2 separate regions of the Mus musculus genome follow, and region 2 is linked to region 1. The links are chromatin loops, found by intact Hi-C in ENCODE. Cell type or tissue: left cerebral cortex. All regions are shown on one strand. Links, peaks and the distances in the headings refer to the core of each region. The heading gives the core; the rest is flanking DNA. Region 1 has its middle 14 kb from the start of Slc2a12. Region 2 overlaps Slc2a12 (solute carrier family 2 (facilitated glucose transporter), member 12).

Region 1 (9,964 bases), core at 1,115-9,114:
CTCTCTCTCTCTCTCTCTCTCTCTCTCTCTCTCTCTCTCTCTCACTGTGTGTGTGTGTGTGTGTGTGTGTGTGTGTGTGTGTGTGTGTGTATGTGTGTGTATGTGACGGTTGGCTGCCACCCAGAGGTGGAAGCTAGAGTGTAGGTCCTTATTGCTGAAGACTCCACGCACTTCAGACACAAGGCCCAGGAGCCACTGGATCTGACCTAAAAGCCTTCTCCCAGAGGACTAGCTCTCACAGTACCAGAAGGTGTATGCAAACTTCCAAAAAAGAAAAGCAGACAATAGTCCTACCCAGCTACGATGCCTATGAACCGTAACAACAATCAGCACGGCATGATAGCTCTAACTGGCACCCATACTTTGGCAGTAACCAGTTGCTCTCTAATTGAACATGAGACCTGCTCAGCAAGGAGAAAATGCCTGGGACTGGACACCTAGCCTACTACACTGGGCTAGTGAAGTCACGGATCTTAGACGAGAACCTACAACCACCACTTTACTAAACCAGCATAACCCCTAACTACACTCGAAATGCTCGTCCTTATACCCACCGATGAATACACTCCTCACCCCTCACCAAAGGAACGTTTCTTTGCAATAGACGGAGACCATTACAGAAAACCACAACCAGTCAAAATGCAGAGTTATGGAGCTTAGTCCCAACGGGTACATCTACAGTAGTTTTTACACCAGAAAGATTGCAAAACCCTGAAAAACTGTGAGGTTGTGTCTTCTAGGAACGTCACAAGCTATACCCATAAAATCTCACCAACACGACTAAACACGAGCTGATGAACAGACATCTACCGTGGATGAGAGAAAGCCCAAGAGGCCCCCACCTCCACAAGGAACTACAGGCAACTAAGGAGTGCGGAGAGCGGGAGACACAGTCTTCTTCAGGGGAAAGCACATCAGTTGGTTATCCCATACCAGTCAGCCCTGAAAACATATATACACGTAATTATACAGGCAAGCAGGTTCTGTATAGAAAGTTAGAGTATACATATATGTTATATACATCATATGTACATATAATAACAATTAATGAGAAATGAGCCTGTGAATTTGAAAAAGAGCAAGGAGAAGTAAATGGGAGGGTTTGGAAGGTAGACAAAGAAATGGGGAAAATGATGTAATTATACTATACTCTCAAAAAATAAATGATTTTTAAATGAAAATATGTATATACACACAAATGCACACACATACACATACTTTTTTTTTCTATGTATTTCCTTTTAATTCCAGTGCTTCAGAAATAGAGATCCCTAGTGCTTGCTGGCCAGACAGCCTAGCCTAAACAGTGGGTATAAATATAGGCTTTGTCTTAGAAAATACTTTGCTGGGCTGGAGAGATGGCTCAGCAGTTAAGAGCATTGACTGCTCTTCCAGAGGTCCTGGGTTCAATTCCCAGCAACCACATGGTAGCTCACAACCACCTGTAATGGGATCTGATGCACTCTTCTGGTGTGTCTGAAGACAGTGACAGTGTACTCATATAAAATAAGTAAATAAATAAATAAATCTTTAAAAAAAAAAAAGAAAAAGAAAGGAAAAGAAAAATACTTTGTCTTAGAATGGATAGCTTTTAAAGAGCAATACCTGAGGTGGACATTTGCACTCCACATGTGCATGCACACACACACACACACACACACACACTCACACAGAGACACATAGACATGCACACGCAGACACAGACACACATATAGACACGCACACAGACACACCCACACACAGACATACACCCACACACTCACACAAACACAAACACACACAGACACACACAGAGAGACACACTCACACAGGGCAGGTTAACAAAAGAAAAGTAAAGCAAATTAATTTAACCAAATTTTGCATGACAAATGTTTTCAGAAATGAGAACCCCTGTTAGCGTTTTGTTTGTTTGTTTTTGTTTTTGTTTGTCTAGGCTCCACCCCACAGTTACCTGGCAACAGCCAGGTGTGCCTGACTCACTATGAAAGGGGCTGCTTGCCCCCTCATCTCTTTCTTGCTCTTTGCCTTCCTGTTCCCTCTCTGTCCCCTCTCCCCTTTCCCCCTCTCTCCCCACTCCCTCCCCTCTCCCTTTCCTTCCCCACCCCCACCCCCTGCACATGCTCATGGCTGGCTGGCTTCTCTCTCTCTCTCTCTCTCTCTCTCTCTCTCTCCCTCCCTCTCTCTCTCTCTCCCTCCCTCCCCCCTACCCTCTTAACTCCCCTTCGCATGCCTATTCTATTCTACACTATACCATCATGTGGCTCGTCCCTCAGGGGAAGGGATGCCTCAGCATGGGCTTCCCCCACACCTCACCACACGCCCACCAAAACATAGCCCCTCCTCTCTTTATCTTTTTATAAACACATAACCCTCAAGTTACACACAGAGCTGCACATGGGAAATCCCAGCAGTCAGGACTAGGAGAGGAAGAATCCCAAGCTCCAGGTTAGCCTAAGTCACATAGTGAGACCCTGTCCCAAAGGGGAAAGAAAGAGAAAGGAGGAAGGGATGGGGGAGGGGAAGAAAGGGAAAAGGAAGAGAATAGGGAACCCCAAGACACAGGAAGGCTGGTTTTATTTTTTTTATTCTAGGAAAGCCAGGGTGAAATGGGGGTTATTTTATTTGTTTTTGTATTTTTGTTTTTGTTTTTGTTTTGTTTTGTTTAAGCAGAGACAGCTGTGTAGACAATGTGTTTGGAACAAAAGCAACATATTCAAATATAACAGACTGTGTATGTACCCAATCCAGTTAAGGACAGGACTTGAGGTTTATTCTTGTGACTTTTTAAAAATGTGGCCATGGACTATTTTGGAGCTGACTGGGTGCATCAAGCTGGAAAATATTGGCTTTCTTTTTACTCTGTTCTTTTTCCCTTCCTCTTATTTTATGCACTGGGGATTGAAGCTAAGGCCTCATTCACGCTTCACATGGAACATAGCTCTACCTCTGAGCTGAATTCCCAATCTTCTTTCTCACTGTTTGAGGCACGGGCTCATTAAGTTGCCCAGGCAAGTCTGGAACTTGTAATCCTCGTGCCTCAGCCTCTTTCATAGTAGTCTATGTCACTTCTGTGGGTTAAGTTTGCCTTCTTGGGCATACTTGTATATACATAGCTATTTCCAGCCCCCTCCCCGTTCTGCGCCCATAACTCCAACCCTTGTGGCGCATGCTCCACCTCATCATTCCTGAAGCAGAGAAGAGTACAAGGCTAAGAAGTGGATGATGGCTCTCCATGTGGACCTGCCTTGTTTGTGGCTCCAGGCCATGTCAGGGTGGAACACTTATACAGAAGGAACTGCCACAGAAACACTGCTCTGAAAGAGAGTCAAAGGTTCAGGCCAACCACAAAGGGAAGAACACCAGAGAGGTATACCAGACAATTCCTCAGTCCTGCAAATTTTAGGATGCTTGATAGTTCCATAGCATTTTATTGAAATATTCACTTTCATACTTAATTTTGAATTATTATTTGTGCTATATATGAGCAATACATGTTATCAACTTCAGGCCCTAAAAACTTGGATCTGCCCCCTTGAATATGTTTTGAAAACATGGGTTTTTTTTCCAGACGACTCTGCCTGCTAGAAACCTCTTGGGTCAACTTGCAAATCCTCCCTGCCACGCTCTAAATCCAGGCTGCCTTACCACCTCCCACATGACAGCCAACCACACAGCACAGGACTTCTCTGCCTCAACAGATCCCGTATTGCAGCCAAGAAGGGTTTAGTCTAAATCTAGATGTCTTGTTTCATTTGAGACAAGATCTTGGTATGTAGCTGTGGCTTGCCTGCAGCTCATAGGTAGACCTGGCTGGGGTTTAGTGGCCTCACCTATTTCGGCTTCTGCCTCCTGGGTACTGGGATTCTAGACATGAACCATCATGGAGGGCTTAAAATCAAAATACTTAATTTTAAAACCTTTCACCGTGGCAGGAGAGATGGCTCAGCCATTAGAGTATAGGCTTACCACAACCTCTCATCAGAACCTTCCACTATGTCATCATGGCCCGGTATGAGCTGGTCTTGCAGACTCAGATCTTTCTGGTTTAGCTCTGCAATCTAGTTGCACCCTGGACTCCGCTGAGCAAGCCCACGCCTCTCTGCTCAGCCCTCTCCCCCGCAGATGTTCTCCTCTTATTACTTACTGAGTCTCCCATTTGCTTCCACCTCTTCCAGTAAAACTGAACAAACCAAGGCAAAGATATTCTGTGGGCAGAGAGGCAAAGCGAGAGCTGGAAGTACTTTTTTCAGGTTATTTCCCCCTGAAGAAAGTTTCAGCGTAGGTGTGTCAGTCAGAGCTAGTCGGACCTTGAAGCAGAAGGGAAGTCAACACAGGAATTAGAGGATTTATAATATACTATTGTAAGGTCTGAAAACTCAGATTACAAGCATTTGGGATCATGTCTCAGGACAATGTAGAGCTGACACATCAGCTGAGCTCCTACATCTAAGCTGCCAAGTAGAGCACTGAGGACAGGACATGTCACCTCAGCCAGGCGCCCCCCCCCCCCCACACACACACACAGCAGTTGAGAGATAGAAACAGGAAGCTTACAAGTTTGAGGTCAATCTGGGCTACGGAGACTGTCTGCCCCTAAAAAAAATGAAGAAAGGCAGATAAGAGGGAGGGAGCTAGCGCTCTGTGGTGGAGGCAAATGGATCTACTGATCCATTCAGGGTCAGGGCTTCTGTTACATAGCACAGGGTAGAGGGGAGGTAAGATGCCTACTACGCAAGCATAAAGACATGAGTTCAAGTTCCTAGCATACATGTAAAAGCGGTGTAGTCAACTCACATCTGTGACCATGGTATGGGGAGACAGAGCTAGCCAGATTTCTGTGTTTTACTCACCAACAAGTATAGCCAAAAATGGACTCTCCTGATAAAACAAGAGACTATGTCTTGAAAAATTAAGGTGGAAAGTGACAGGCCATACAGATACACACACACACACACCACAAACACACACACCACACCCCATACCACAAGGAAGGGAGGGAGGGAGGGAGGGAATATAAATTTATCATTTTATTTCAGGTCCAGGACTAGACAATCTCTGCATCCAAAACTTTGTTCATGAGAAGCTATCTGTGCTGGAGCCCATGTCTGTTCGATCCTGGAGGCTAGCAGAAGCTCCCCTGTTGTTGACCATATGTTCCCTTATGTGGGTGCATCTAATTGGTACCTGGAAACCCATAGCAAGGAAACCTGGATGTGTAGATTTCTATACTTCTCAGTGGGTTGGAGGGGAGAATGGAGGTGACCAGGGACACTGTACTGTATCTGTTACATTGGTGAGTATTTGGGTCAATAGAGTGTTTGGTGTGGGGTCTAGAGCCAGGGTCATGGAAGGTCCAAGCTTGTGGAAGCTAGAGTTACTGTAGCCAGAAGACACACAGATTATGAGGAGTCAGGTCTGGGAAGATGGCCCTGTTAGCAAAGTATCTGCTGTGTGAGTATGAAGACCAGAATCTGGACCCTCAGAAACCATGGAAACGCTGGATGAGTTTACTGATTCGTCTGTTATTACGGCTTGGGGGTGAAGATGGCATCCTAAGGCAAGCTAGCCAGTCTATCCTGCCAAGCTGGGCTCAGTGAGACACCCTGCCTCAAGGAATAAGGTGAAGAGTGACTGAGAAAGATCCTCATGTCAATCTTGGGCTTCCACATGCATATGCACACATGGGTACCCACATACATGTGAACATGCATATGTACATGGGTGTATATAACGTACGCATGCATATGCAGCACAGGAAATGTGAAGGTGACCGAGGAGACAATGGGAGGAAGCTGCAACTCTGTGGTCCCATGACCATGATGTTGGTTTGGGGTTTCCCTGAGGCCCAGCTGTATTTTATACTTTCTGGTACTTGGAATGGAATGGGTAGGTGACACATTCTTTTTCTCTCCTAGTTGATCCCTTCCTGTGCGCATTTTTCAGGTACCGTAGCCATCACTAGCCTCCTGTCTTCCAGGGTGGGTCATCCATCCCTTTTCTCAGCTCCCAGGGCTGTATTACCAACCGGAGTCCAGAGGAGAGTGGTATAATAACTCACCATTCTGTTTCCACCATTAATAGTCTCTAGGCAGCCTCTAATAGTATTGAGGTAAGGTCATGACCACCTTGTTCACATTCCTCCAGGGTGTCTGAAATTTTGAGTTGCTCACTAACTATTTGTTGAACCCTGTCCAGAAGAACAGGATGAAGAGGAGAGGACTCACACCATGAAACCCTACCTTGACCTTGTGTGGAGTCATTACCAGGTCGTTTGAAGATTCTGGGACTTGGTTTTCATAATGCCTATACCACTGGTAGCTCTGGGGCCTCTTTATGCTCCAGATTCCTCCCCATCTCTATAATGGGATAATAATGATGCCCATCCATCTCACGGACTTCGCAAAAGGATTAACTTAGCTAATGCAGAAGCAGGATTTAAGCCAATATTTGAACATAGTGCTCCCCAGTAAATGATAGCTGCTATTACTGCCAAGAGTTCCACTGATGCAGAAAGCCACATTAAGAAAGAACCAATCAAGGGTAAGATGACATAAATTCTAATGTTTTATCTTTATTTTTGGACTTTTAGAAAATGAAATGATCTCTATAAATTCAGTTTACTCAGCTCTAAGACAAGGAGACATATATTGACTTTGGGTAAAGGGCCTAGATGTTTGCCCAAAGCCAAGTGCCCTCATTTTGGCAATATTCCTATAACATTCTTCTGGGAAATAGCAATTTTCCGGGCCTGCCAATGAACTTATACTTTGCTTTAGCCAAGGGGCAGGCTTGCAACAGCCTGCCAGCTAGCATACACCATCCCCTAGTCAACAGATGTAGGCTTGCAACAGCCTGCAGTGATAACTGGATAATGTAGCCTGGAACCTGGGGCTGAGCCCAAGCATGAATGGAAAGTCTGATCTTGTTTTCTTTCTGTTAAGGTAGCCTTAGAGGCTACTTTGTATCCCAACTCCCCCACCCCCCCACTTCCCATCCCCACCCCCACCCCCTAGTAAACATCAGCAGAACTGCTTTGTAAGGCTTAGTCAAAAGAACAGAATATGCCTGGTCTTGGGTAGAGACATGGCCCTCTGACCTGCTCCAAATATTACAAAATTTCATACTGTCATCTCATCACTCAAGGGTAGCTTGGGTTAGAGAGCCAGCTTAGTGATCAAGAGCCCTTACTGCTCTTGCAGAGGACTTGGGCTCTGTTCCTAGTACCTACTCCGGTTCCAATGAATCTGAGGTCCTTCTCCAGCATCCACGTGTAACTCACACACACCATGTGCAGCGTATATGCCAGGGAAAAAAAAACTCGTTTGCATAAAATAAAAATACTTAATCCAAAGGTTGTTACATCTAAAGAAAGCTAACAAAAGGAAAGGAGTAATTACCCTTTAATGAGACAATGTATCTTTTCTGAAACTTCCCTCAGCCCAGTCACTTACAAAGCCACCTTGGTGCAGCTCCTCCAAGTCTGTCTTAACTAAGGGCATACCATTTACTTCTTTTCTGTCTTTCTTTTAGATCCTAGCTAAAGCCTACTGGTTTTTGCCACATAGCTGCTAGCTATCCTGTGACTGCTTGCTAAGCCTCTGCTGCTAAACATGCTAGCCTAACTCATACACCACAAGACTCTTTCTTTTCATCTTTTTCATCTCCTCTGAGCAGCTCACCCTCTCTGTTGCTTTCTCTCAAATGCTAATAAAATTGCCCTTGGGTATCCTAATGAGTCTGTTTTTAAAATCTCTTATGAATAAGATTAAGATCCCAAGGGGAGTCCCCAGTTTCCATGGTAACACATAAACAGCCTACATGGAGCTCCCAAAAGTTCCTGGTAACACTCTAAGATGCTACATAGCTATTCCTTTTTTTTTTTTTTCATGTGCACACACATACACACTCACACCTCCGTGACAAGAACATGGAAGAGTACATATTTTTTTTTCCATTTTTTATTAGGTATTTAGCTCATTTACATTTCAAATGCTATACCAAAAGTCCCCCATATCCACCCACCCCCACTCCCCTGGCCACCCACTCCCCCTTTTTGGCCCTGGCGTTCCCCTGTACTGGGGCATATAAAGTTTGCAAGTCCAATGGGCCTCTCTTTCCAGTGATGGCCGACTAGGCCATCTTTTGATATATATGCAGCTAGAGTCAAGAGCTCCGGGGTACTGGTTAGTTCATAATGTTGTTCCACCTATAGGGTTGCAGATCCCTTTAGCTCCTTGGTTACTTTCTCTAGCTCCTCCATTGGGAGCCCTATGATCCATCCATTAGCTGACTGTGAGCATCCACTTCTGTGTTTGCTAGGCCCCGGCATAGTCTCACAAGAGACAGCTACATCTGGGTCCTTTCAATAAAATCTTGCTAGTGTATGCAATGGTGTCAGCGTTTGGATGCTGATTATGGGGTGGATCCCTGGATATGGCAGTCTCTACATGGTCCATCCTTTCATCTCAGCTCCAAACTTTGTCTCTGTAACTCCTTCCATGGGTGTTTTGTTCCCAAATCTAAGGAGGGGCATAGTGACCACACTTCAGTCTTCATTCTTCTTGAGTTTCATGTGTTTAGCAAATTATATCTTATATCTTGGGTATCCTAGGTTTGGGGCTAATATCCACTTATCAGTGAGTACATATTGTGTGAGTTTCTTTGTGAATGTGTTACCTCACTCAGGATGATGCCCTCCAGGTCCATCCATTTGGCTAGGAATTTCATAAATTCATTCTTTTTAATAGCTGAGTAGTACTCCATTGTGTAGATGTACCACATCTTCTGTATCCATTCCTCTGTTGAGGGGCATCTAGGTTCTTTCCAGCTTCTGGCTATTATAATTAAGGCTGCTATGAACATAGTGGAGCATGTGTCCTTCTTACCAGTTGGGGCATCTTCTGGATATATGCCCAGGAGAGGTATTGCTGGATCCTCCGGTAGTACTATGTCCAGTTTTCTGAGGAACCGCCAGACTGATTTCCAGAGTGGTTGTACAAGCCTGCACTCCCACCAACAATGGAGGAGTGATCCTCTTTCTCCACATCCATGCCAGCATCTGCTGTCACCTGAATTTTTGATCTTAGCCATTCTGACTGGTGTGAGGTGGAATCTCAGGGTTGTTTTGATTTGCATTTCCCTGATGATTAAGGATGTTGAACATTTTTTCAGGTGCTTCTCTGCCATTCGGTATTCCTCAGGTGAGAATTCTTTGTTCAGTTCTGAGCCCCATTTTTTAATGGGGTTATTTGATTTTCTGAAGTCCACCTTCTTGAGTTCTTTATATATGTTGGATATTAGTCCCCTATCTGATTTAGGATAGGTAAAGATCCTTTCCCAATCTGTTGGTGGTCTTTTTGTCTTATTGATGGTGTCTTTTGCCTTGCAGAAACTTTGGAGTTTCATTAGGTCCCATTTGTCAATTCTCGATCTTACAGCACAAGCCATTGCTGTTCTGTTCAGGAATTTTTCCCCTGTGCCCATATCTTCAAGGCTTTTCCCCACTTTCTCCCCTATAAGTTTCAGTGTCTCTGGTTTTATGTGAAGTTCCTTGATCCACTTAGATTTGACCTTAGTACAAGGAGATAAGTATGGATCGATTCGCATTCTTCTACACGATAACAGCCAGTTGTGCCAGCACCAATTGTTGAAAATGCTGTCTTTCTTCCACTGGATGGTTTTAGCTCCCTTGTCGAAGATCAAGTGACCATAGGTGTGTGGGTTCATTTCTGGGTCTTCAATTCTATTCCATTGGTCTACTTGTCTGTCTCTATACCAGTACCATGCAGTTTTTATCACAATTGCTCTGTAGTAAAGCTTTAGGTCTGGCATGGTGATTCCGCCAGAAGTTCTTTTATCCTTGAGAAGACTTTTTGCTATTCTAGGTTTTTTGTTATTCCAGACAAATTTGCAAATTGCTCCTTCCAATTCGTTGAAGAATTGAGTTGGAATTTTGATGGGAATT
Region 2 (9,964 bases), core at 781-8,780, 67 kb before region 1:
GTAGATGCAATGAAATCATCCACACAGTGTCTTCAGAGGCACACGTGGTAAGTGCCTGCCCAGAACACCACTGTGTCTTGAGTACCAAGCTGTAAGTGGCATCCTACACAGACAGCTTAAGGCAGAGCCAGGCCTCATCACTAGAATGTATGTAGTCTTTTCAAAAGCTGAACTAGAGAAAAAGTTGAAGGCATTGAACCTGCCAGTATTGTTTGCTTGACCTGATACATCAGGACATTGGTGCCTCTTGTACCTTTTGGCAAAAGTCTGTTTTGGGAAGAGGAATTAATGGTGGTCTTTCTAACTTCTCCATGACAGTGAGGAGAGAACATGGCAGAGACCCTGTAAGTCCTGCCACTGTGCCACACGTAGGGATTGGAGCCCGTTAGGTGTCTGGCGAGGGCCGTTGTGACTGTCCCCTTCCACACAGGTGGTTACACTCTGGGAGCTGCTCTTGGGGCTTTCGTTTTTGAAGCTGTGTTGGCACTAATTCTTCCTGGTGATGACTCATAAAACAAATGTTGTTTTTCACATAGTTCCTGAAAGAGAGAGAGGCGCTAATGAAAATGTCATTCTTCGTTTATATAGTACTTGAAAGAAATCTGCAGCGTATTATTTTTAAAATCGCCCTGGGGTTGTCATGGTTTAGTTCATGGAAAAACGTTTTTACTGTGAAGCCTTAATGTGCTTGAGAACTGTGATACATACCTTTGGCCTCTGCTCCATCTCATGCAGAGAGTAAACTGGGGCAGCCATCCTCTCAGAACATGGCCACAGCACCCCTCTGTACAGGCCAAGACTCCAAAAGGGGCTGACTTCACCCCTAATCGTGACTCATGTTCTTGCATTTTCTAGCTCCCTATTATGCCAATATTCCACCTTCTGTTCCCCTTTTCTACAGCATAAATTACTTCCATCTGCATAAAATATGCTGTACCCTTTTATTTACCAGGAAGGGAGCGCCTGTGAACCTTTCTCTCTTCCACAGGGATGAAATGGGTCACAGTAGGCAGAGTGGGTGGAGTTGGATAAAACTAGCTTCCAAGGGCTTGTGCTTTCATAGACAAGCACAAAAGCATGTGATTTGGGGGTGTAAAGCTGATGAGAAAACAGAATGGGGGACAGAGCAAGGGTTTCCATAGGGATTATATATTGCTCAGCAACCCATAATTCCTGGAGGTCAAGTTGGGAGTCCTTATGCAGAATCCCAGAATGCACTGGCACAGTACTTGGATGGACGGGGTGGGGGTGGAGGGACAGAAAGCATGATCACCACAAAAGGCATTGACCAAGAGAGCCACGACAGAAAGTGGGAGGTGGTATTGAAGTATCTCAAAGAGCAGAAAGGGCTGCTTCCTCAGGGAACTGCTCCGGGTGGCAGGGCATCCTACAGCGCTGTGTCGGGGTTACGTCCCTAACCTTGCACGAGACTGGTCATATAGCATTTGCTTTTCAGATTAGGGCTAAAATAAGCTGAGAGGTGTTGATGAGAGCTAGGTTTTCCTGAATGACAGGAAGCGTCAAGGAGGAGAGAATCTGAGCCAAGCAAGAGAGGAAGTGAAGATGTGGGTGGCAAGCATCGGCCTTCAGAGTCCTGGGGAAGGACTGGAGACCTAGTCTGTTGAGCACGGTACTTGAGAACAGGAGCTAGAGAAGGGACCAGTGACAATCAGTGAAAGGTCACCCTGTACATTTGTTCTCCACGGCAGAGCCAGATGTCCTCCCCACTGAGACAGCAGCGTCAGCCCCAGCTCCTGAGCCTCCTGGAGTCCCAAGCCTGAGATGTCTGACCTTTCAGTCTACGCTGCCTTGGAACACCTCTTGGCTTTGGAAATACATGTTCCCTCGGGTTTCCTCATCTTTGGCCTCTCAGACCTTGGTGATCTCTTTCTTCTGATCTCTGATGGAGGGCTTGGTTCAGTCTTGGCCTCATTCTCCTCTGTTTCAGATGAATGCTCTCATCTGGTTTCATGAGGTCAATGGCCTCCAACATTCAACTCTATAAAGACTTACAGAGTTAACATTCACATTCTGCTGCCAACTTCTGTAACTCTAATGAACATCTCCAAATTAATACATCTAAGATTATTCTAACTACCCCTGTACCTTGAAGCCTAGGCCCCTTCAGGCTGCAGTATCTATGCCTCAAAAGCTTAGAAGTTTCCTGGGCCATGGCTCGCTCCCATATCCAGTTCTCCTGTTCATTTGTTAATGCATTCAATAGAAAGCTTTACAAGCCAGGAGACTGTCCTCCAGGATGGGAAACAGCAGCAAACTAAAAGCTCCTGTCGGATGGGGTTCGCCCATTAGCATCTGTTGCTCGAGCAGAGAACCTCTGCACGGTTCCCAGTACGTACATGGCAGTTCACAAGTATTCTTAACTCCAGTCTTCTAGCTGGCAGGAAAAAGGGAAGTGGCACTAGGGCAGATAGCTGCCTCGGGGAAGGACATGAGGAACAGCTGCTGGCCTGAGTGGAGCAGTAGGAAGTGTGAACTGCATTGCTTTTCCTCCATGTGACAAACCCCAGGGGACTGGAACAAAGGGATGACAAAGGGAGCCAGCACAGCCCACTCTGGAGGTATGGTCTGCTCTGGAGGTAGGGTGTGGGGAAGAGATGAAAGACTCCAGCAAAGAAAAGGAAGACACATCAAATGAGAAAAGTAGGGCGGGAGCCAGTGGGTGAACTTACTAGCATGCTTAGCTTATCTTCACACGAAGGGAGATTATAAGCAAGGCACACCTCCAGGTTAGGAGAGATGGAGGTGGATTAATTTCAGCTCCTGGTACACGTGGTGCAGAGGGCATGACATTGGCCCAGATGAGGCAGTGAGTGTGAGAGAAGAGACGTGGGAGGAAGTCCACGCTCACCACAGAGATGGCGTGGAGCCAGGCGAGGACAGGTGTGCAGGGAGAGGTGGCACAATGAGAAGGTAGGTCCTCATATGGGTGCGGTAAAGCTATTCAGAAAGGGTCGCATACCCCACTGAAGCACGAGCTGAGGACTGGCCCCTGCGTTCGTTAGGACCGTTTCCAGGGAAGTGCATAGAGGTCTCACTGGAGCAGGCTGAAGAGAAGGGAAATGAGCAGAATGGATAAAGAGCTTTGCTATAAAGAAAGAACTGGCAAATTTGGAAGAAAAATGGCACTAAAATACCCTTTTTAGAAGCTAGGGAGAAGCAGTATGTAGCTTGGTTGGCAGATTATTTGCCTAGCGTACAAGAAGCCCTGACTTCAATCCCCAGCACCGTATAAACCGGATATGGTGGTACACACCTGTAATCAATGCACTTGCAAGAGGGTATGATGTTCAAGGTTATTCTCAGCCATGGAATGAGTTAAAGACAAGCCAGGGATTCATGGAGCCGTATCAAGAAGAAGAAGAAAGAGGAGGAGGAGGAGGAAGAGGAGGAGGAGGAGGAGGAGGAGGAGGAGGAGGAGGAGGAGGAGAAGGCATCGAGATTGGGGGGCAGGTGGAAAATCTCTGCAAGTCTGTATTCATGCTGATAAAAAGTACAAAGATAAAAACGGGGAGAGTGGAGAAGCAAGCAGAAGTCTTAGAAAAGGGGGGGGAAGGGGTATGAGGGGGCTGATGTCATAGGAATACAGAATTGGCACTTGAACCTGGAGGGAGGCTGGTGGTGTGTGTACAACACCAGACAGTGGCTAGGACAGAAGACTAGAGATCTGTGCTGCCCTGCAGCATGAAGGGCCACCTGAAGCCAGCCCTGTGCTTGTGAGCGTCCCTACGCCTCGGGCTGCTCATGACCTACCTGGCCCGAAATGCCAGTCCTGGCATGTCACTGTCCACTCTCCCACTGCAGGTAGAGCAACTCCTCCCTCAGCCTGCCTTATCAATCCCAGGACTGTGACCTCTTAAAGAGTTCTTGCCCTTCCAGAAACAGGTTAAACCTGTTTGAGTTAGCCTCTGGACTAGCTGCTGCTCTCTGCCTGCATTCTTTGTACCCCTACCTTCCTGAGCCGAATCTTAAAGGTTATCTTAGCACAGCCTTCGGAAGCCTGCCACACCCAAACACTAGTCAGCACATTTTTCTTATCCTGGGAGTATTGTTTTTTCTCATTCATAGTTTGGTTACAGAACCTTCAGCAGTGTCTGATGCATACATAATAGTTGCTTAATAAATATATATTTGTTCATTTATTTACTGTGTGCCTTTGTATGTGTGCTCTGTGGCGATACTGGATATCTCACATGTACACCCAGGGCCTCTCACTGAACCTGGAACTCACAGGTCTGAGTGGATTGGCTGACCAGCAAGCTTCAGGGATCCTGTCCTGTCTTCTCCTTCCCAATGCTGGGATTGCAAGCATTCATTGCTACCACCCCACTTTTCACGTATGCTGGGGACAAACATGTTTGCGTGGCACACACATAACTGACAGATCCATCTCTCACGCTCTCAGTATTTAGAAGCAGTTCGTTTGCCTACAGGAATGGACAAATCACATTGACTGGCTAATAGTAAAAAAGACTTCAGAACTAAACTATAAAACATTTACTGGTTTGTTTTCACCTACGTTGGGGGAAGAAAGGAAGGAAAATCACATTTGAAGAAACTGAATATAGCAAGCATCCCACTGGGGGGGGGGTTGTAGTTGTCAAGGCCGATATTAAAAACAAAACCCTTTCAAATTACATGATAGCAGCTATGTTTCCTGACTCTCAGCTGAGTCACTATTTATTTTATAAGGAATTTAGCATCCTTGGAAGAATACTTGTTTTATCAGCTTTGTAAAAACAGGCTGGGATGGGGACCAACTCTAAATAGAGGGGGAAATATTAAGCAATGTACAGTAGTATCAAATTTAAAATTAATGTGATGTTATAGTTAACTTTCTTACTCCTTAGGAAAACTATTGGGATTTGCACATCAGAACTGATTTTCATGGTGACAAAAGTTGATTGGCTTGTTTTATTAACTTCTAGATTCCAGAAGACTCCTTCAGCTCAGCAGTAGCCCTCCTCCATCGCTTGGCTTCAGTTTCCATGGACTAGCAAGTTCCATGGGCTTCCCACTGCCCTACATTTCCTTAGTTAATGTGATAATCTACTCATACCACAGATTTCTGTCTCTGACATTTCTCTCCAGGGACCCTTGCTTAACATATGCTTCAAACCTTTCTTGTCGGTTTACATAACTCAAGCTGCTTACACATTTTTATTTTAAAAGCATTTCTCGACTGACTGCACCAAGCAGGGAAAAGCTTTCGGCTCTTTAGGACTGTGAGATGAGGAGTTGAAGGAATTTCCTTTCAGAGCTCCTTCTGGGGGTCCCCCTGTAGCATGCACCGGATAGGTACTGCCTTGCTAGTGCTGTGTTTAAGCCACAGGCCACCTTCTTCCAACTTCTCTGCTGCCCACCCTCATGCCCTTGCCTGTTATCTGTCACCATAGTGTTGAGGGGGTCACAGTAACTTTGCTTCGGACCGCTCCTAGTTTTCAACTGCCTCAGACTGCCTCCGACGGTGCCAGCTGAGGTGCTGAGTAACTGCATGACTCAAAAGAACCAAATGTGGGTCTCACAGACAGTAAGTCCGGCGTGTACTCTCTTACTGTTCTCCCCCTCCCAGAATGCTGAATAAGTTCTGCTGAGCTTTGGATACCCAAATCCTATGCTCTCAAGGAGCATTCTAGAAGACCATTAAACAGAAAAATTAGGTATTTCTTAATGCTGTCTTCAAATCGTTAAGATTTACGCTTTGCTCTATTTGACAACCCTACCCGAAAGTTGCTTAATGAGAAAAGTTTTAAAAGTTGAGACTTTTGGGAGGAACTACAGTGTGATGGATAGTAAGTCCTTACTTTTGTTTGTTAAAGGAAAGTAACGGTTCGCTCGGCAATTCCATCTTAACAGACTTACTATTGTTCACAAGACTTTTTTTTTTTCTTTAACAAACTTGTAAAACACATTTTATGCCTTGGGTTAGGAGTTGGGTAATTCAAAGTATATATTCATAAACTGGATTAACCATGCACGCAACAAAAGGCAAGCCTCAGATCTCTTGCCTGCTCAAGCCAGCCTCTTCTGCACTGATGGTTTCTAATATTGTTCTTAGATGGCTGCCAAAAGCCTGGGCCCTGCCAACCTTTCTCACCCTGCCGCTGCCCACGTACCAAGTACCTGCAGCCCTGTGTTGACTACCAGATCTGTATCTTGAAAGCTGTTTCTCCGGAGTCCAGGATTCCTGTGCCTGCTCACATTCCGTCCACTGCGCGTCTTGAGCGCCACAGAGGAGATCTGTACAGATGGAGCTCAGGGCTAACCCCAACCTCCACAACAGACCCTCAGCCAAACCTGCCCCTCGTCCCCGACATCTTGCCACCTTCAATGTCACGTACATACTGGATTGGTTCTGCAAGCCTGAGAGCTGTTCTAGTTGCCTCCTTTCCCTCAGCCATCCTTCCTGTAGAGATTCCAGTTTCCTGGGCTCTCTTGCCCAGGAAAAGAGAGCGTGAACCCTGACCAGCTTCATGCCTTCCCATCAACCATCTCAAATAGCTCCTTCTATTCAGCCACTTCTATGTCCATCCTTCCTATTTTGCCAGAGCATTCCTTCTAAACTCTGGCCACTTCATCTCCTTTTGTTTTAAACACTTCCTCTAGAGGGGTGGGGTGGCTCAGTGGATAAGAGCATTTTCCGTATAAAGGTGGGGGCTTGAGTTGAAATCTTCAGCACGTATGTAGACGTTGGGCATGGCTAAGCATGCCTGCAGCCCTAACACTGAGGGGTGGAGCCGAGAGGATCCGGGCCATCCAGCTTAGCCAAAACAGTGAACATCGAGTTCATTGAGAGACCCTAGCTCAAGGGAATACAGTGGCGATCAATAGAGGAAGGTGGCAAAGTCCAGCTTTGACCTCCATATGTATACTCTCGGCACAAGTATCCCAACACGTGTGCATATTCCACATACACTACACACTACAAAAACGAAACAACAACAAAAATAACCACTACTTCCTTTAAAGTAAAAATTCTTTACTAAGATAGTCAGAGACTCTTCCTGACCCCCCTTTGTTCTGGGCCCATTTCCCAGTCTCAAAGGCACGTTACCTTCATAGCACAGCACTGAATGCAACATTCCTGTGCACAACCTATCCCAGCCCCCATGAGCTTCTTTTTTTTTTTTTTTTTTTTTTTTTCAGTTTTTCAAGACAGGTTTTTCTCTGTGTCCTGGAACTCACTCTATAGACCAGGCTGGTCTCAAACATAGAAATCTGCCTGCCTCTGCCTCCCAAGTGCTGGGATTAAAGGCGTGCACCACCACGCCCGGCGGAGGTCAACTGTTTTAAAGACTGTAACCATACCAAGGGTCAGCAACACAAAGTGAAAGTTTTCCGGGAGTCTCCTCACTCCAGCCTAGGCTAACACAGGACTAACTGGCCGGCCTTTGTATCTGCACACATAGTTCCACTATCAGCTCATCAGTCACCCTGGAGCTTGCCTGAGATGAAGCCTAGGGGGTCACTGTCATAGTTCCTGCTACCGTCTATGTCTCCTCAGTGCCTGAGCATTATTTTTAAAAGAGAAGTCACAACCTATTAAAAACTATTGTCCAGTTTCCTCCTTTGCAGTAAAGCTGAGGACTAACCCTGACCCCATTTCTAATTGAATCCTAAGGAGAACACGTTCCCCTCCACTCCTAGACTATTGCCACCACTTCCCTGGGGCCTGATCAGTTAGAACTTGGTGCCCTGCTCTGAAAGTTGTTCATGGCCCCACTTGCCAGTTCCATTAGTTATTTCATCTCTCCATGTGTAACCCACTTAAGTGCCTGGAATTTAACTCTAACTGCCTAACCGTGTAAGACACTTCTAACCTTCACTAAAATTAACTTGAATGTACCACATTATAAGGAATTATAGACATTTAGCACCAAGAGTTCTTCTACTAATCGTAGCCGTAAGGGTTTGGGCACAAAAGACCCTTGAGCCTGTTTTAGATGAAGCGCTGAAGCTATCCATGGTCTTAGCCCAGGACAGGCATCATATCCCAGCCTTTACCTAGAACCTCAAACAAAGCCAGCCTCCTGAGTGAGGAGCTAGAAATGAAGACTTCTTTCTTGGGGGAGAGAGGAAGGTTGAGGCGAGGTCTCTTTAAGTTGGCCTAACACTGATGTGAGGCTAAGGGTCACCTCAAACTCAGTCCCCTTGGCTTCACCTCTGAGGTGCTAGGATCACCGGCTTTTAGTACCACGCCCAGCTTGGGATTATTGCTCATCACTGAATAGAGATTTAAAAGTCTTGTATATCAATGAACAAAAGTTCACACACATCAAGGACACGGTTGGGGCAGTGGGATCAGGTAGACAGTCTTACAGCAAAGGAAATATCCTAAAATAACTTCAGATGTTTATTTAATTAATTGTATGTAAAAACTGCACTTCAAACAAAGACCAAGGATACAAATACTTACGCCTTTGCTAGCTCCACTGATATTTGTTCCAAAGAGCATCCCTTAGTCTCAGGTATAAACAGAACAACAAAAGCCAGCGATGCCAGACTCATGATTGTGTATATGAAGCATACCCATGACAAACCAATAAGATCTATAAAGGACAAAAGAGAGTGATTAGAAACGTATTCTGTGCTACATTGATCTCATTTCTGAGCATCACTTCTCAGAGCCTATGGAAAGCCATGTGTATCCTTGTGCATGGTAAAACTCTCCACGGAAGTGAGATTTACAAATTCAGAAGAGGGCCAGGTTCATTTTGTTTTATAGTACCCCCCTCCCCCAGCCCTCTCAAGTAAAATACAAAGAGCTGTCTTAACAACTTGTTAACTGCCGAAATCCAAAGGCTTATTGCCAAGGAAAAGAAGACTCATATCTCTTAAATCACTCTCATCCATGATTGAAAACTTGATCTTTGAAAATACATAGAGATCTTTAGACATCTCAAGTAGAATATTTTTGATCAGTCCAGGACTTAAAAATGAATTAGATCTGGTTGTGTATAATAGCTTGTGCCTATAATACCAGCTGAGAGAGGATGCTTACACAAGAGGATTGCCATGAGTTCAGGCCAGACTCTACTACATAGTCAGTTCCCAGAAAGACAACTACCACTGGGGAAAAAAAAGAATCTGTTTTCCCAGGATTCATGCTAAAAAAAAAAAATCTATTCAAGAGTCTGCCTTGTCCTTAGCTCATCTAGGATATCAACTAGTCTTCCTGCAAAGATTCAGGCCATTTGTTGCCATTTTTAGTCCTCTCTCTGTCTCTGTCTGTCTCTGTCTCCATCTCTGTCTCTGTCTGTCTGACTCTGTCTCTGTCTTTCTCTGTCTCTCTGTCTCTGTCTCGTGTGTGTGTGTGTGTGTGTGTGTGTGTGTGTGTGTGTGTGTGTGTGAGAGAGAGAGAGAGAGAGAGAGAGAGAGAATCTCAGTGGTAAGTTTTGAAGAGCACTGGTGAACCACATTGTTACTTCAGTATTTTGAGAACTAACGCACAAAGTTTCAAGCATTTATCTTGCCTATATAAGATCCATATTCAGAGTAGCCAAACAGGAGTGAGAAGAAATCTCTCTTTAGAGAAGCATTCCAGGAAAATAAAATAAAATAACAAAATAACAACAAACAACATAGACAATTTGAGAGAATGACAACAGAGGGGCTGGGTGACAAGAATCCAAGGAGTTCAACATGGCCTGGGGTTGGGGTTGGGCAGCCAGACTGGGAGGGTGACAAGATATCCTTCGGTCACTTGCCAGGAATGTGCTAACTGGTAAAATCCCCCAAGGCCTTCCAAGCCTCCATGGAGACATAGGAACTTACAGGGAATGCAAAAGACAGGACACAGGAAAACTATCAAGACCCTGACCCTGCAAAAACTCTATGTAACAAGTCAGGTGCTCTCTCCCCTAAAACTGTAAGGGAGTAGGAAATCTAGTAGGAAGAATTAAGACAATGCCTACACATGCTGGGCCGTGCCATTCAGCTGTAAATT

What was found. Hi-C counts contacts between places; a loop is a spot of excess contacts. Peaks named below come from ENCODE experiments on the same cell type or tissue, not always from the same donor. Only the 100,000 strongest peaks of a DNase experiment are listed, where the experiment ranks them.
Region 2: it touches region 1 in a loop (11-fold over the local background); 4 of 42 quality-filtered maps call a loop at or near these places.

What each region holds. Positions count from the first base shown.
Region 1 is chr10:22,625,889-22,635,852 of GRCm38, reverse strand. No RefSeq gene overlaps it. Among named protein-coding and RNA genes, the nearest start is that of Slc2a12, 14 kb to the left of the region's middle. In left cerebral cortex, for the core only: no CTCF peak of the experiment used is centred there; DNase peaks (open chromatin) are centred at 3,060, 3,668 and 4,152; H3K27ac peaks cover 1,077 bases.
Region 2 is chr10:22,692,597-22,702,560 of GRCm38, reverse strand. It overlaps Slc2a12 (solute carrier family 2 (facilitated glucose transporter), member 12), which reads right to left. Exons shown (of 5, transcript NM_178934.4): 4 at 8,435-8,567; 5 at 1-539. The coding sequence ends at 386. Among named protein-coding and RNA genes, the nearest start is that of Mir7663, 32 kb to the left of the region's middle. In left cerebral cortex, for the core only: no CTCF peak of the experiment used is centred there; DNase peaks (open chromatin) are centred at 2,612, 3,783, 5,152, 5,470 and 2 more places; H3K27ac peaks cover 2,887 bases.